Linked DNA regions of Homo sapiens: region 2 is linked to region 1. A link is a contact called in ENCODE Hi-C or POLR2A ChIA-PET data. All regions are on one chromosome and are shown on one strand. Each heading gives the region's core, a stretch centred on a gene start or an enhancer-like site at or near the end of the contact. The rest is flanking DNA. Distances are from core to core; before and after follow the strand shown. Region 1 overlaps HIPK3 (homeodomain interacting protein kinase 3). Region 2 overlaps HIPK3 (homeodomain interacting protein kinase 3).

The links. A loop is a pair of places that touch in the nucleus more often than their neighbours do. ChIA-PET counts read pairs that join two places held with the same protein, here RNA polymerase II (POLR2A). Pooled maps may share reads with other maps.
Region 2: a loop to region 1 is called in a pooled map, with 2.2 times the contacts of the local background. The contact joins two enhancer-like sites. A Hi-C loop is called at or near these places in 2 of 168 maps with a recorded cell type or tissue (OCI-LY7 and heart right ventricle), 3 of 37 single-sample maps with no recorded cell type and 7 of 50 pooled maps. POLR2A ChIA-PET finds 5 or more read pairs at or near these places in 5 of 52 experiments (AG04449, BJ, H1 and 2 more).

What each region holds. Positions count from the first base shown.
Region 1 is chr11:33,289,759-33,293,399 of GRCh38, reverse strand. The region is part of intron 2 of HIPK3 (homeodomain interacting protein kinase 3); the gene reads right to left. Among named protein-coding and RNA genes, the nearest start is that of HIPK3, 34 kb to the right of the region's middle. Within about 2 kb of position 1,884, at least 3 of the 41 ENCODE cell types and tissues checked have a DNase peak (open chromatin) inside an H3K27ac peak, as active enhancers do.
Region 2 is chr11:33,328,180-33,332,179 of GRCh38, reverse strand. HIPK3 (homeodomain interacting protein kinase 3) reads right to left here. Exons shown (of 17, transcript NM_005734.5): 3 at 3,547-3,670. Among named protein-coding and RNA genes, the nearest start is that of KIAA1549L, 46 kb to the left of the region's middle. Within about 2 kb of position 2,264, at least 2 of the 41 ENCODE cell types and tissues checked have a DNase peak (open chromatin) inside an H3K27ac peak, as active enhancers do.

The sequences.
Region 1 (3,641 bases), core at 635-3,134:
CACGGGCTTCTTTTGAGGGTAATGTAAATATTCAAAAATTGTGTCAGGTGAGAAATAATTTGGCCAAAAAAATTTTAAACTTAAAATTTTAATTGATTGTGCTGATGATGGCACAACTATAAATATACTAAAAGCCATTAAATTGTATACTTAAATGAATGAATTTCAAGGTATGTAGATTATATCTCAATAAAGCTGTTTTTAAAAACAAAAACAAAACAAAAAAACTTAAGAGCTCTGCTAGAATTTTTAATAGAAGGCCCGATATATGTAGTCGACTATCTGTGTCTATGTAAAGTCCTTTATGTAGTAAAGTACTACACATTTGCAGCCACAGGTATGGCGCTGAAAACCATTTCATTTGGCCGGGAGCGGTGGCTCACGCCTGTAATCCCAGCACTTTGGGAAGCTGAGGCGGGTGGATCACAAGGTCAGGAGATCGAGACCATCCTGGCTAACACGGTGAAATCCCGTCTCTACCAAAAATACAAAACAAATTAGCCAGGCGTGGTGGCGGGCGCCTGTAGTCCCAGTTACTCGGGAAGCTGAGGCAGGAGAATGGCGTGAACCCGGGACGCGGAGCTTGCAGTAAGCAGAGATTGTGCCACTGCACTCCAGCCTGGGCAACAGAGCGAGACTCCATCTTAAAAAAAAGAAAACCATTTCATTTTAGAATTTCCTAATCTTCTATTAAAACTAAACTCAATTGACAATCTTGTATTTGTCTAATAAAGGTTCCCAAACAACTACTTTATGATATACAAAAGAAATCACCAGCAATTTCATCCCAATGCTGAGCTTTTTTAGGTTAAGAGTGGCTTAGTGAGAGAAAATGCTCAAGACCAGTCAACCCTGGCTCCTTCTCTGCTGTGCTCTCAAGGGTCATTCTGGGGTCATCGCTCCCCTAGAAGCCTTCCCTGCCCCTCAGATCAGGCTCGGAGCCCTCCTTTGGGTTCCTATATCACCCTGCACACACCTCTCCACCCTGGCATTTCTTGAAGCAAACTATTTTTCCCCTCCATTAAATGATGAAATCATTAATCAAATAAATTAATGAACATACATAAATCACCTTTGTATTCTTAGCACCTAGCACTGTACCAGCACCCAAAAAGGCCTAACAAAATTTGTAAAGTTAAACTTACAGTGTGAATTTGAACCTGTCTGACTTACATAAGTCCCAGTTTTCTCCTTATCAAAGAATAATGCCACCCAGTCTTAACTACCCCATAGAGAAGTGAGAAACAAACTAGAAAATATAACGAAAGGCACTTTGAAAAAATGATGCATTATACATACACGGTGTTTCATCATAAAGTACCCTATGTAAAATATTAGCCGTTATTTTACGGGTCTTCCTATGTAGCTTAATTTTGTTACAGAAACTTTGATACTTCTGGATCTAAGAAGGCATGAGAGGTAAGAATGCCATGAAAGAACAAATATGTCTAAATTAACTGTTTATCATTACATACCTTTTTGTTAACTATTACATGCAAAATAGCATTTTTTAAAACTCAACAGCAATTAATGCTAAATTACTCAGTAGAGTAGCAAAGAATATAACTGCTACACAGGTTATTTTTACAGCCCACTTTCCTGTCTCTGTGTTCTGAAATGACTTAGAATCGCAGGCTAAAATTCTATATTTAAAAAGAAAGAAAGAAAAAGAAAAAGAAATTCATGACCTAAATGTTGCCACCACACCTCATAAATACAGCACCTTCTGCCGCTAAAGCCTTTTACACGTTTAAGAGCCCTACGTGTTCTTGACAGAAACCATACTCAAGCAGCTCAATTTAGAACATGCTGACCTTAAGCAAATCAATGCCCTTAGCACGTACTTCTGGCTTGTATCACTGCAAGAGTTAGACAGCCTCACCATCTATAGTAGTCAACAATTTCTGGCCACTGTCCCCTGTCTATTTTAAGATATCCCTACTACACTTCTGTGTTGCACAAAGAAATAGAATACACATAAACCTGAGTTTAAACACAAATCGTTTACCTCAGAAATCAGGATATGTGCATTCCTACTGTGCTTTGCTCAAAAATATTTAATTTGGTTAGTTTCCACTTCCTGCTTTCATTTATGAAATAAAAAATATTTTAACAAAAATTGAAAAATCAAGTATAAGACACTTTAGCTTACTGCCTTATCAGATTTATAAGTAACCTAGTCATAAACTAGGCCAGAATTGGCAGGGTCCCAAATAAAGTACAAACAAATACTTAAACAGAGTAGTGGTATCTGCCATTTTCATGCAAAATTACACTAGATATTAAAACAGTACCTGATTAAGGACTACAATATATTTTCACTGATATACCTGAATACTTACTAACTCTTCTAACTCTTGGATCTAAATGACATAAAATCTATTTTTAGTTTTTTATCGAGGCAACATCAACCAAAATGCCTGCACTAGTCTTTGTTTACAAATAAGAGCCTCTTATTTTTCACTCTAAACCCAGAGCCTGTAATTTAGCATAGCAATTGTATAGCTTCTGAACGTCGGGTAAATTATTTACCTGAAATTTATATATAAACACAAATTAGAAACTACTAACTGTATTTAGCAATTATTCATAGATTTGTTCATTCCTAATACAAAGGCTAGTATTTGTGCAAAGGCCTAATGCTAGAAACCAGTATCATAAAATATTCAGCATTTTAGATTGCTTTTTAAAGGATTTCCTTCATTCCCTTGAAAGATTTAGTAAACCGACAGACATTCTCAAGTATTAAAAAAAAAAAAGACTTTTTTTTTTAACTCTAGTGGAAAAAGATTTCAAATAAAGAAAATGAGGTAATTCTGATATGCAGAATAATGCAGGACCCAAATGAAGTGAAGTCATTTACTAGCAAGTGAACTAAATATAGGGCCCAAGCAGCTGAAGCCTGGGAGTTTATATAATATGCTAGCTCACTACTAAAAGCTCTCAAGACAGAATCCATAGAGTACCAAGGGAAAGAAAAAAACAAAAACTACTATTCTTCTCATACTGTTAAATAAGATTTTACAATTTTTTTCCAGAAAAAAATTAAAAGCTAATCTTGTATATTGAAAAAAAAATCTTTTGCGGAGCACAGATATCTAATAAATCTAATTATGTGATACTAAGCAAGAGCTACTACCCTGCAACAGCAAATTTAAAATTTTAAATGATCTGAAAAGTTTTAATGGTATCTAGCACTCTACTACTAAAACCCATACAATCAAGAATATACTAAGATACATAGCCAAAAGAATGAAAGTCTATCAAAGAGATATCTACAATCCAGTGTTTACTGCACGACTATTCACAATAGGCAAGATTTGGAATGAACCTAAGTGTCCCATCAACAGATGAATGGATAAAGAAAATGTGATACATATATACACAATGGATACAAAGAATGAGATCCTGTCAATTGCAACAACATGGATGGAACTGAAGGACATTATGTTACGTGAAATAAGCCAGGCACAGAAAGACAAAACTTCACAATGTTCTCGCTCATATGTGGGAGCTAAAAATTAAAACAATTGAACTCATGGAGATAGAGTAGAATGATGGTTACCAGAGTCTAGGAAGGGTAGTAGATGGGGGTAGGGAGTAGAGATGATTAAGGGGTCCAACTAAATAGTTAGAATGAA
Region 2 (4,000 bases), core at 1,015-3,514, 38 kb before region 1:
GGTTTTAAGACATGATAAATATGATTAAAGGGCTAGAACACAAACCCTATAATGAAGAATTAAAATACTTTGAATATTTTTCCTGCTGACTCAAATTTGGCTTTTAAAAATATAATAATTTGGCCAGGCGCGGTGGCTCGTGCCTGTTATTGCAACACTTTGGGAGGCCTAGGCAGGAGGACCACTTGAGCCCACGAGTTCAACTTTGCAGTAAACCATGATCCTGCCACTGCACTCCATCCAGGGCAACAGAGAAAGACTCTGTCTCTAAAGAAGAATATGATATACTGTTAAGAACTCTTTAGTTTACATCTATAAAATGGAGGCAACAGTAGTGTGTACTTCATAGGGTTGTTACGAGCATTAAATGAGTTAATATAAAGTGTTAACAGCAGTTCCTAGTACATAAAAGAGCTCAGTAAGCATTAATTAGTTAATATTACTATTGCCCACTGCACTGCCACTGTAAGGCAAAAAATAATAATTAGAAAAAAACTGCCAGGCCAGGTGCAGTGGCTCACACCTGTAATCCCAGCATGTCTGGAGGTCCAGGCGGGAGGATGGCTTAAGCCCAGGACTTTGAGACCAGCTTGGGCAACATAGAGAAAGAGACCCCATCTCTACAAAAAATTAAAAATGAGTCAGGCATGCTGGTGCACACCTGTATCCCCAGCTACTGGGCACAGCCTGAGGTAGGAGGATTCCTCGAGCCCAGTAGTTCAAGACTGCAGTGAGCTATGATCATGCCACTGCATTCCAGCCTAGATGACAGACTGAGACCCTGTCTAAAAAAAATACCAACTCCCCAGTTGGGGTGTCCAAGTATATCTAGGCAGCTGATTACTGGAATAAGGAACAGATAATAGAGAGAGACATACCCTACTGGTGGCCCTTTCACATCCTAACATTAGGTGATCACAATCTAGCGAGATGGGGAAAATCTATGAAAGTCAAACACATTAATAAACAGACTAAAGCTGTTCTGAGAAACATATGTGGCCAGGCGCAGTGGCTCTTGCCTGTATTCCCAACACTTTGGGAGGCCAAGGTGGGTGGATCATTTGAGATCAGGAGTTTAAGACCTGCCTCGTCAATATGATGAAACCCCATCTCTACTAAAAATAAAAAATTAGCCAGGCATGGTGGCACACACCTGTAGTCCCAGCTACTAAGGAGGCTGAGGTGGAAAAATTGCTTGAACCTATGAGGCGGAGGTTGCAGTGAGCCGAGATGGAACCACTGCACTCAGGCCTGGGCGACAGAGTGAGACCCTGTCTCAAAAAAGAAAAAGAAAAAGAAAAAAGAAAAACATATGTGAACATTTTAACAAGTGCAAAAAAAAAAGCACTTGAAAGTCCTAAACCAAGTTAAGACTGATAGGGAAAAAAAAAAAAATTATCAAAATTTATCAAAGCCTTTATAACAAATACCATGCTTGAAAATGAGCTTAAAGTCCCAGATTAGGGCCAAAACAAAGACGCCCACAAAATCACTACAATTTATTTGCTTTGCATTCATGTATTTTGTAAAATATTTTAAAACATTGAACTGTGGGCGGGGCACAGTGGCTCACGCCTGTAATCCCAACACTTTGGGAGGCTGAGGCAGGCAAATCACAAGGTCAAGAGTTCGAGACCAGCCTGGCCAACATGGTGAAACCCCATCTCTACTAAAAATACAAAAATTGGCCGGGCATGGTGGTGTGTGCCTGTAATCCCAGCTACTCAGGAGGCTGAGGCAGAAGAATCGCTTGAATCCGGGAGGCGGATGTTGCAGTGAGCTGAGATCACGCCACTGCACTCCAGCCTGGGCGACAGAGCAAGACTTCATCTCAAAAGAAAAAAGAAAAACAAACAAAGACAAAAAAACCCCACTGAACTGTGAGACTATTGATGCTATATGCCAAGGGCCAATGACTTTTTTTAATCCCTTTGGTAATATACATCCTGAAAACATTGTCAATCTGGATCAGATAATACCTGTTCCAAGTTTAGTTTAAAAAAAACAAACATTCATTATAAAATTTAGAAAAACTGAGTTTTGGTCAAGGCTTTGTCTTTAAAATTACTATTGTGACTTTTGACAAGTGAATTCATTTTTCTGGGCCTCAGTTTTCTCCTTTATAAAATGAAAAGGGGGCAGTTACTGGGTAATCTCTGGGGTCCTTTTCAATACTAATATCAGTTGTCCAAGATGAACTGTGAAGTCCTAATCGAGTATAATAACAAATCAACTTGAAATTGCCACTAGAGGGTGTCCTGCTCCAGGGCGGTATGCATGCCATAGGCTAATCTACAAAGCCAAGGGTGTATTTCTAGCATTTTACTGGTGCCTCAGTATTCCAACAGCTAAAGGATTATGGGACTCTGATTCAATTACTAACTCGTTCAGAACTGACGGTAGTCTTGCATCTGTATCAAAGCTAGTAATTGGGTAGAAAGCTGAAAGAAGACAGGATGTATGGAAAATTTTACAGAAACCCAGTGGAATTCTGAACATGGAGGAGGGAAGGTAGAGAATATGGAAAACCTAACCTAAAAGGGAAGGTTCATGGATGATGACAAGAGATTAAAGTCAATGATAACATCTAATCTAATAATCAGTATTAAATGACAGAGTCATCTCAGGAACATTTAAGTCACCTAAATTAATTACCTCTCTTTTTCCTCTTGATAGAGAAAATAGCCCTAAAATACAAGGCTATAATCATGATTATGTAATAGGTGCTTTAAATTCTTCTATTTTCTATTTTTTCTTGCTTGAAAGTTAAATATCATCTAAATAAAAATATTCACTAATCAGAATGACAAAATTAATGTAACTACTTTGTTGATTTTGACTAGCATTTTCTATTAGAATGAGTTGAGTACATTATCTCAAAGATACTCAAAGAATAATAAATAAGATGGCAGTTTCTCCAAAAAATAATCTTGGTATTAATATTTAAGACTACTAGCACACAACACTGTTTAATAGTACAGAAAGGCTAATGAATATACCTGAAAACTACCATGAAAAGTGTGCTTAATAAGGTAATTTGCTGAATTCTACCGAGAATCATTAAACAGTGCTAAAAGAGAATTTCAGCACCACTCAAAACAGCTAAAAAGACTGAGAAGAGTTCAAGTTACTGAGGTATTTAAAACACCAATAATGGCAGTTGGTTTAAGACCAAAAGTTATAACGCCTTTTAGGAGCTTTTATGCCTTGGGAGGGGCTGACGTTTCACACATCAAAGTTTGTCACCCAAGCAAAGCACAATTAATTAAATGGACACACAATCCAACCTTTTATATGTTTACAGTATAAAATTTTCCCAATAATTTTACAAAACTGGTTTTGAGATTCTATAGGCTGTAACTTTATGAAAACTTACTTCAGCATTATAAAACAGTTTTCAAAATCAATTCTACAAGATCCCAGATTCTGCCACTTTATGTTAAAAAGACTTTCCAGTGTATTGTACACCTGCAGCCATGTGTTCCTGTAAGTCTGTTATTATTCTTTACTTTTTACCAATTCTATTAGATTATCATTATTTGTTACCTGATCATACTCCAAGGCTCCTGGGTAGAGCGGCCATCCAAGAAATAATTCTGCAATCACACATCCCAATGACCACATGTCTATGGCTTCACAAAATGGCAACCCCAATATAATCTCTGGAGCTCTGAAATTTAAAATTAAAACAAAAATCAGGGTGGTTTTTCTCTAAAATTACCTAATTTCAACTGGCATTCTAGGAAGTTGGTAAAATGACAGAGGTATCACATTCTATGTATAGGAACTCTTCACTATTTCAGAACTCTTTGAAACCTAGACATAATCCTGAATTAATCTGAAAGGGGTACTATGAGTACAACATTTCTATAATAAAGTCTCTTCCACTGTAATCCTTTTCCCTTATAGTTTTACTAACATAACATTTTTTGAAAAAGGAAAAACATACATCTTGTTTTTAAGACTACAGCAGATCAGAAATAACACAATAGGAAGAGAA